Regions from separate parts of the Homo sapiens genome. Here all the other regions are linked to region 3. The links are chromatin contacts, found by Hi-C or POLR2A ChIA-PET in ENCODE. All regions are on one chromosome and are shown on one strand. The core of a region is the stretch at or near the end of the contact, and the rest is flanking DNA. Distances in the headings are between cores, read along the strand shown. Region 1 has its middle 4.9 kb from the start of LINC02639. Region 2 has its middle 18 kb from the start of LINC02639. Region 3 overlaps LOC107984195 (a long non-coding RNA gene).

What was found. Hi-C counts contacts between places; a loop is a spot of excess contacts on that map. ChIA-PET counts read pairs that join two places held with the same protein, here RNA polymerase II (POLR2A). Pooled maps may share reads with other maps.
Region 1: a pooled map shows a loop between it and region 3 (4-fold over the local background). The contact joins two enhancer-like sites. A Hi-C loop is called at or near these places in 2 of 168 maps with a recorded cell type or tissue (heart left ventricle and naive thymus-derived CD4-positive, alpha-beta T cell) and 8 of 50 pooled maps. POLR2A ChIA-PET finds 5 or more read pairs at or near these places in 6 of 52 experiments (CD4-positive, alpha-beta memory T cell, H1, MCF 10A and 3 more).
Region 2: a loop to region 3 is called in a pooled map, with 2.1 times the contacts of the local background. The contact joins two enhancer-like sites. A Hi-C loop is called at or near these places in 1 of 168 maps with a recorded cell type or tissue (sigmoid colon) and 8 of 50 pooled maps. POLR2A ChIA-PET finds 5 or more read pairs at or near these places in 6 of 52 experiments (BJ, CD4-positive, alpha-beta memory T cell, HEK293T and 3 more).

What each region holds. Positions count from the first base shown.
Region 1 is chr10:3,827,530-3,830,597 of GRCh38, forward strand. No RefSeq gene overlaps it. Among named protein-coding and RNA genes, the nearest start is that of LINC02639, 4.9 kb to the right of the region's middle. RefSeq lists enhancers at 1,881-2,469, 2,470-3,058. Within about 2 kb of position 1,467, at least 17 of the 41 ENCODE cell types and tissues checked have a DNase peak (open chromatin) inside an H3K27ac peak, as active enhancers do.
Region 2 is chr10:3,850,770-3,853,897 of GRCh38, forward strand. No RefSeq gene overlaps it. Among named protein-coding and RNA genes, the nearest start is that of LINC02639, 18 kb to the left of the region's middle. RefSeq lists enhancers at 398-754, 1,463-2,662. Within about 2 kb of position 1,727, at least 37 of the 41 ENCODE cell types and tissues checked have a DNase peak (open chromatin) inside an H3K27ac peak, as active enhancers do.
Region 3 is chr10:4,065,405-4,068,522 of GRCh38, forward strand. All of the region lies in intron 4 of LOC107984195 (a long non-coding RNA gene), which reads left to right. Among named protein-coding and RNA genes, the nearest start is that of MIR6078, 76 kb to the left of the region's middle. Within about 2 kb of position 1,752, at least 6 of the 41 ENCODE cell types and tissues checked have a DNase peak (open chromatin) inside an H3K27ac peak, as active enhancers do.

The DNA.
Region 1 (3,068 bases), core at 217-2,716, 240 kb before region 3:
TTTAGGACTCATCTTTGCTGTTATTTGCTTACGACAGAGCTGCTTCTATAATTATGACAGGATTCCCTGCCTTAGGAAAGGTGAGTCTGAGAGAGGAGAGAATCTGGAGTTATGCTGGCTCAATGAACACTCTTCATCTGATTCTTGAATTCCTTGCTCTTCATTCCTGACCAGGCTTATCTTCTGTTGGGAAATTCCAGCAACAGGGACCTTGTTTCAGAGCTACCGGACTGTAACATCTGGTAGCGATCCCTGAAAGAGTAATCGGGAGAAGCACTGGTTGGAGGGTTGAGGAGGGGGAACTCAACACCCCACCTCCAACCCCCAAAAGAAACCTCTGTGTGTGTGTTCCTGTATGTACGCGTGCGTGTGTTCCTGTATGTACGCGCACGTGCGTTCCTGTATGTACGCGCGCGTGTGTTCCTGTATGTACGCGTGTGTGTTCCTGTATGTACGCGCGTGTGTGTTCCTGTATGTACATGTGTGTGTCTGTGGTCTCCGAGCGTGTCTGTGTGCTTCTGTGTCTCCATGTGTATATTTAGGTGTGTGTGACCCTGTGTATGTCTGCACTTGCACCTGTGCCCGTGTTCGCGTATGCTTCTGGGGGTGTGTATGTGCTCGTGTGCATGTGTGTATTCATGTCTGTGTGTACAGTACATGTGTGTCTGTGTGTGCTGGGTGTGTATGTGTGTATATGTACTGCTGTGTGTCTCTGTGTGTATGTTCATGTATATATGTGTGCATGTGTCTGTGTGTATGGCTGTGCATGAGCTTATGTGTGCGTGTCTTTGTGAGTGTGTAAGTGTATAGACGTGTGTCCATGTGTATGTATAAGGGTGTGTATATGTGTATCTGTGTGACTATGCATCTGCGTGTGCACATATGTGTCTGTGTGTCTGTGTGTGCATGTGTCTGTATACATGTGCATGGCCATATGTGTATCTGTGTATATTTGTGCCTGTATGTGTAGGTGTGTGTCTGTGTGAGACTCTGTGTGGGTACCTGTGTCTCTGTGTGTGTGTGACTGTGTGGGTCACTGTGTGTGTGCATGGGGTGAGGGAGGAAGTAGAAGAAGGAGGCATTTTCCCTGGAAACATGCAAACGTCCCGCCGTGGGGCACGAGCTCTCTGAGTTCTTGGAATGATTCTGACGTCCATCGTAGCAGATAAGTGAAGTTGTCCTCATCCGGAAATAGAGAGAGAGGGATTGCTTTGACATAAAGCTACACCACTTTGTGTATAATGTAATGAATGAATTCATAAACATTAACAAAAACCTGTTTTAAAGGAACTTATAAAACAATGACTAGGCAAAGATCTGTAGAATGCTGTTCATGCCAGAACTCGATGTTAAAATAACAGACATCGCTTAAGAAACTTGGTATGTAAGGAAACTTCTCGGCACCCACCCCCTCGTTTCTGAAAAATTACTAGTGAGTCTTTTGACCTTTCATTTAGTCACGTGAAGTTTTCATGGGTAATTCTTTCTTTCCCTTTAAACTACAATCAGAATCGAAACTGAAACTAAGAAAAGCTCAAGGACGTCAGTATTTGTCTTTTAAGCTGTTAACAAAAATAATAAAACTCTGAAGACTGTTGTCAAAAAACACAATGGTGGTATGATGAAGAAAAGATTATATATGCAAAAACAGACATCAAACCTTAGTTTAGTTTCTAGTAATATAAAATACAAAAAACATATAGAGAGATTTTTAAAGGGGGGTTGGCATTCCCGTATTCACACTGTAGGTCTAAGGAACATGAATGTATTTTGAAAGAATGTCAGAATGACTTAGATATGAAGGAGACACCCACCTCTATATATTCCTAGCCCCTAAGTACCATATTTAGAAAGTAGTTAAATTCTACTGCATTTGTCTGGGAACTTCAATAGAAAAGACCCATACAAACAAAACCGTATTCTCTTCTCAAAAAACAAAACAAGAAAGTACAAGAGCTTCCCATGAGGGTGTCTTTCAGTGCCTGAACTTGGTGTTTGATAGGACCAGGACATGTGGAAGCTTCTGGAAGGCCTGTCCTGTTGCACTCACTCCCTCTGCACTTCCTGGGCACTGTCTGGGGTCTCTGTGCCTGTGTCCCTGTGGACTGAGAGCTGGGCTGAGGAGGCTGTTTCCTGACAATGCTTAGGATGCCTCAGTCTCCAAGGAGAGGCTCTTCCTGAGCTTGTAGCTCAAAGATTATCTTGCTACCTGGCACTTGAGCATGGGGGGACCGACTTTGCTTCCATCCTCCCAGGCAGGTTGCCCGACCTTCCTTTGTGCCACCACAGAACTCCACATTCATCCCTAATTTGGATGTGAAAACTGCCCAGCAGGGGAATGAGCCGCCCCAGGCTGAGGGCCTTGTGATTTATCTCTGTGTTCCCAGTGCCTAAAGCAGGACCAGGCACAAAAGGGGCTCAAGTTGGTGTTGATGTGAAAGAGCCCATGAATTCATGCTTGTCCTATGAGCCAAGCCCAGGAGTTTGGTGCTGGAGTTACGTGGCCCACTGGGCCGTGTTTTCCTGTGCCTTGGGGGCTGCGTATCGAAGCCCTTGCACTTCTGGGGAGAATATCCTTCTAAGGCCATTCTCAAAGTTGAGTGCCCTCTGCAGGGGGTGTGGTGGGGGAGGCAGCGGTGGAGAAAATGAACCGGGGACCCTCCCTATCTTATCCCTCTCTTAGACACTCAAAATGCCCCTGGCATATTTTAGGGCTCTAAGAATTCACGAAAGTCTGCTAAACATTATTTCAGTTAGTATTTCCCATATTAATTGACCATATAGAACTGTTTAAAAAATAGACCTCTTGGCTGGGCACGGTGACTCACACCTGGTGGCCCCCAGCACTTTGGGAGGCCGAGGCGGGCAGATCACCTGAGCTCAGGAGTTCCTGACCAGCCTGGCCAACGTGGCAAGACCCCGTCTCTACTAAAAACACAAGAATTAGCCAGGCATGGTGGGACACGCCTGTAGTCCCAGCTACTCGGGAGGCTGAGGCAGGAGAATTGCTTGAACCTGGGAGGTGGAGATTGCAGTGAGCCGAGATCATGCCACTGCACTCCAACCTG
Region 2 (3,128 bases), core at 477-2,976, 210 kb before region 3:
TTAGGAGCTGGCATTGAGTCAGGGCACGGAGCAGAGGCTGTATCTCGAGGAAAAACAGTCGGCGTGAAGTTGTGTGAAGGGGGCATAAAAGTGACTCAGAACTCCGTCTGATCGTGGAGGACTGAGAGGGCAAAAGTTCTTGCTTGGCGGGGCGTGGTGGCTGATGCCTGTAATACCAGCACTTTGGGAGGCCAGGGTGGGTGGATCACTTGAGCTCAGAAGTTCCAGATCAGCCCTGGAAAGTTGGTGAGACCCCATCTCTACAAAAATTAGCTGGGCGTGGTGGCATGTGCCTGTAGCCCCAGCTCCTAGGGAGGCTGAGGTGGGAGTATTGCCAGAGCCCAGAAGGTCACGGCTGCAGTAAGCCAAGATGGTGCCGCTGTACTCCAGTCCGGGTGACAGAGTGAGATCCTGTCTCCAAAAAAAAAAGATTAGAAAGTTATTGCTCAAGTGATATTTCCATGAAAGTACAACTTAGTGACAAATTACCCATTATTTGAACGCTACAACTTTCACAGAACAAGTTGGACAATGTGTATAGAAGCAAGTTTCTTAACAAACAAGCTATATTACTTAGGAGTAAGGAAGGGGAATGTGGCATCTCATTTCAGACTCTTAACTTCCTCTTTTGAGTCTGACACATCTTCTATATTTTCTTAAGGCCTCCCAGAAGCAAACAGGCAAGGCTGGAAAAAGGAAGTTAAATAGTGATTTGCTCAATTTGAAAGAAACATAACTTTTTCACATGATACCAAACGTTTCCCAAATGAAACACTCCCTACCCTGCCCCAGCATGCAACTTTCCAACTAAATCTGGCCCAAGTAAGTCGTCTCATCAGCTGGATTAAATATACTTTCTTCATCTTTGGCTGGGTCTTACCAAAATGAGTGATTCAACTTCTTAGGAGAGATTGCTGCAAGGGTTACACCAACAGATAAATATGGGAATTTCTTTCACACTTGCTCGTTTCAGACCAATAGCAGAGCTAGGTAAACAGTGATCTCATCTTCAGTCACACAGTTTTGCTGACATTACAAAGAAAGGTGTCAACACAGATTTAAGGTGGCTGTCAACTTACTGAGTCCATCATTTTGGCTTTTGAGTTTTTCACCATAGAGAGCTAACTGAGAAAAACGAAAAACTTTTTTTTCTACTTTTTTTTTAAACTAGAAAAGCAATGGCTGCTCCTTAAATATATGTAAAGAATAGAAAGAAGAGAGAAAGGTACTAATGTATCCCACCACCTATATGGAAACAGTATTCATATTTCTCCTTGATTCTGAAACATTTATGATCTTTGCAGGGAAATTTTTGGTATGTTTCAGGTAACTGTAGATGAGAGCTCTTTCTTTTCAATCAGTTCTGAGAACTTGATATCTTAAGTGGTTCTTTAAGTCCAAAATATTTCAGTTGAGTTAAACTTTAACCAACCTAGGTGATTAGTGTATATGCTCTAAAACCTTGCGGAACACTTTGTATCAACAAATAACACAAACCCTGAATTCCTGGAGCATGTATTATGTTTATATTCAAACATAACCCTGAAATGTGTTCTTACTCTAAGTATCTCAGACACATTCTTCTTATTTGAAAGCTTCGTGTATTACTCAACAACCTCTAACATATCTCAGCGATGTTAAAGACACATAGAGAAGAAATGACATCATGAAGCTGATTCTGTTCTTTCAGCTTTGTGTTTAGCTAATGCTGAACAGAGCGGTGAGTCATGCAGTCCTGTGACCAGCCAGGCGCTTTTCCAATCAGAGTCTGTTAAGATCTTTGACAACAGTACCTGTAGTTGTTTGAAGAGGAGGTTTCAGTAGTGACCTGTACCCTTGGTAATAACAGGCTTTATAGGTAACAAAATGTGTTCTCTGCCTACTGAATAACAAAACACCAATCATGAGATAACGCTTAGTAAAGCTGACTCATTTCCTCCTTTACAGATGAAAGGAGTTGTCCAAGAAATGACTATCTCAGAGGGAAATTTTCCTTCAGGTCATTACGTGAGTCTCTTTAAAGCATGGCGGACTGTAGCATTAGGTTTTCAGTTATTAGGTATATTAAAAAGTAAATTTTATTATGAAATAATATCATACATTTAAAGCCCGGTCCGGTTTTATCTTGAAATATGTGATAACTCCTGGTTTCAGATGCGATTCAGAAGAAATAGGTTGACTTGTATCATCAGGTGTCCAGAAGATTAAAATTTCTGTTTTATTAAAATGTGGAATTCACGTTTGTTTTCAGCCAAGCAAGGTTTGGTGATTCTGCAGCTGTCACCCTCAGCATCTCTGTAGGACAGCCTCTTGCCCCTCTTCACCCAGGTCTGCAGGAGGGTGGCAGCGTGGCTTGGGAAGGCTGGGTGGCGGGAGCTCAGAGGGGGTGCAGTGTTCCCACCACACAGCGGCGGCTCAACTGCCCAGGCTGTGGGGTTTCCAGCTGTGTCGTGTTGACTTGAACCGACTCAGCAGGCGGTGCCCTCCTGGAGCACCTGAAGCCTCCAGAGAAATATGATGGAAAACCAAGAGGCCTCCACCTCCCTGACTTGCTGCGACCTCCTGGGCTTTGCAGCCAGGCTGCTTTCGTGGATGCAGTCCTCGAAGCTAGTTTGGAAGACATTTATTTTTAAATATACAGGAAGCCAAATACGTTGAGAGAAAAGCCGCCTAATGCATTCCTCTGTTCATCTCCAAAGTCATAGCTGGTTTTCTAGACCCGATTTTCATCAGACTTTCCAAAGACAGAAAGAGTCTCCTCTACATAGGGCTTCCTTCTTTGCCTTCATCTGTAATGCGAGCCTTGCCCTAGGTTGCCTCTCTCTCTCCTTGCTCCGCCTGCTTCGGAATTCTCCTGTCATTTCAACAGTGGTACCAAGCTTTTTGTTGTTAGGAAATCACAAATTCTGAAACACACTCAACTGAGCAGATTTAAAAATAACCTAGGCTTCTCTACTATTTGGGTAAGGCCACTTGCTTGTTTGGGGTTGCTAATGGGAATAAGAGACTATGTGTGATTACCTCTAGAGCCTGCTTGTTTGCTCTGAGGAAAGTTTTATTGAAGAGCCACAGGCTGCGTTCCAGAACACTGGCCAAACACTTTGCACATGTGTGCTGTTGGGTCCTAG
Region 3 (3,118 bases), core at 502-3,001:
GAAACTGTCTCCCTTCTGGCTTTCCCTCAGTGGCCTCTCCTTTCGTTTCTCATCATCAGTGTCTGCCCCTGCATTGACATGGCGGCTTGACATCATACTTCCTATCAAGGTGAGATTAAATAGAACTTCATACCTACTCCCTCTCCGACCATCTCCTGTGGGCCCCAGCTCCTCTGCTGCCTGGTGAACAAATGCAAGAAAGAATGATATCCAGCCCCTCGGCATGTCTGGCAATGTCAGGAGTGAGAATGCAGGGTGGCAACCGTGGACAGGCTGGCCTCTGAGGAAGCACTAAGGTCCTGGGGTCCGTGCCCCGCACAGCACATGGAGCAGGCCCACAGGCTGCTGTCATGAGCACCACGGTAGAGTTGCCACACAGAGTCTTAGTGTAAAATACCATGAGTTTATTTGACAAAAGGTAGCCCCAAGAAAATGTTTCAAGCAGGATAACATAAGTGCAGAGTCTGTGTTTATGGATCTTTAACCCAAACTTTCCCACCTGAATGTGATTCCTGGATAAACCCGAGACGCGAGTGTGAGTTAGGCTGGTTTTAGTGAACTATAAATACGAACAGTTTTCATTTTTATTAAGCATGCAACATTGTATTATTTAATATCACCTTAATTTGAACTTTGGAAGCTTTGATGATTGCACCCTATATTCCTAGTCAGCATTAATAGAGTAATACTATTTTTTTCCCCTAATTTCTTTGGTGATGGGACCGCCTATATTTACATTGCTGGACTGAGTAAAGGAATGTGGCTAAGAATACTGGCCTACAACTAATGAGAGGTGATATTGTTTAATGATCTAGGAGTTTTGGATTGAGAAAAACCCAGATTCAAGCTCAAGACCTAGAATCCAGATCAAATTCTGCTACTTACTAACTACATGAACTTTAATAAACATTTTTCTTTAATGCCTCTGAAAATAAGACTTATCAGATGCAGTAGTTCATACCTGTAGCCCCAGCATTTTGGGAGGTCAAGGCTGGAGGATCAAAGCCAGGAGTTTGAGATCAGGAGTTTGAGGGCAACATAGTGAGACCCTGTCTCTTACAAAAAGACTAATAAAGAGACCCACCTCACTGGTGGTTTGTGTTTGAGACAATGGAAGGAGCAATGAACGCTGGATCAAGAGGAAAACACGACAACACGACGTTGACTGATGCACAACATTCATTGCCAGAGAGAACAGAACGTTTTGGGATTATGAGCAAAACAAGCACACTGCTTCTAAGATGACACACCAACAGTGGTTTATGCCATCTTTTCATCATTGTGACAAATGCCACTTCATTTAGCATTTTCTTGTGTTCACTATGAATACTACTCAATATTTTAGTAGACCAAGGACCCCAGATATTCATGCTCCCAGCCATGATGTCAGCTCCCTTCTTCTGGGCAGTTGTCCCCAGAGCACCCCACCTACCACCAGCGGCCCTGGGGCTCTCAGAGATGCTCACAGCAAGTGTCTGCCCGGTATCTGATAAACAAGTTAAGTGGGATCTGTCAGGGAGGTATCTGGAGAGAGGTGGAGTGGGGCAGGGGACATGCATATTTACTCCCTTCAAGCACCAATCCATGTAGCTCACAGAAAGCAAACTCAGAGTGCTTAAAGCAAAAAGGGGCCCCTGTCCTGTCTGATCCTGCCCTGCACAGTCTTTGAGTTTATAGCAGCAGCTCCAGGCAGATAGTGGGCTGAGCACAGTCCCTGGAGATGAGGCCCTTTTGAGAAATTACCTCTGTCCCCAAGAGTGACTCCTGTTTCTCAGTTGGTAGCTGATTCATCTGAGACCATCTCATTGCAGAATTGACTTAGTAGCAAAGTCCTGTCTGAGAACACAGGCTTCTGGGGGAGAGGCCTCCAAGCCAAGTGACTCCTCAAATAGGACATGAGTTGCATAGGTTCTCTGAGCTCCTGTTTTCTTGTCCATGAGCTGAAGACAGTAAAGGAAATGGCAGGGTTTCCACGAGGAGTGAAGGAGCCCAAGGAGGGGGTCACAGGTGTTGCTGTGTAGGAGTTTATTCCCTGCCTTGCCTAGGAATTTATTCCTGTAAATCCATTTCCTTACTCACTTTTAAAATTCACCATTTCTTCATATGCTTGTCACTGTTACTACATTTGGGTCACTCTTCTGTGGCCCTCGAGGACTTTGGGGACACTCGGGTTTCCTCTGATATTTCATGCCATGACTCACCTATGTGCATGTCAACGGCCCACCCAGCACCCTACCTTCAAAATTTATGAATTTCCTCCACGCCCACAACTTTAACCTTTGTTTCACTTCTAGAATCCACTCAAGGGACAGGCCCTGGCCCTCCCCTTTACCAGTAACTCCTGTCTTTCTCTATCTCAGAAGTTCCTTTTTCTTGGGACACATGCCTGAGCCCCTTCTCCCTGCCAGTGTCCTCACCCTGGCAGAGCACATTGCTCCTTTTCACTGTGCAGCCAGTCTTTAGGTCACCCGGCTCCTCCTCATTCATCAGCCCCCTCTTGTCTTGCTTCCCTCATTCTAGTTCTGGACATACGATTCTATTTAAAAATCCACTCCCACTATCCCTTTCAATATTCTCACTCAACGAATGTTTACTGAATGATAACACCCTTCCAAATAACCTCTTCCACTTCCTTCTCTCTCACCCTCATATCCACTTAGAGAGTTTCCTCTCTTTAGCTTAGTCACTCATGACCCACTCATATTTTATGACATCTAAAGCAATATCAGTAACAAAATGCACCATGGCATTATGCACCACAGAGAAAGCAAACATGCTGCCAATTAAAGTAGAAAAAAGCCATCAATCGTAAGATGCATTCTGCTTTCAAAGCTGTTAAAATATGAAAATATATGCATCCTATAATATACAAAGTAATGGCATTTTTTAGATCCCTGCAAAGATACTTCCTAATCTTCTTTTCTCTCTGATATTAAATTTCATGAAAGAGACTGAGCTGTGAAGCCCTGACTCTTACTTCCCAGAGAGTCTTTATTCTACTACCATTTGGATCCCTCTTCTAATAAAACTGCTCTCTTAAAAATCGTGAGTCACGTCACAATTGCCAGCCCTGAGGCAGTGTCTAAGGCTGTCCTTCCCAGGGCCACAGCCTGAGCTG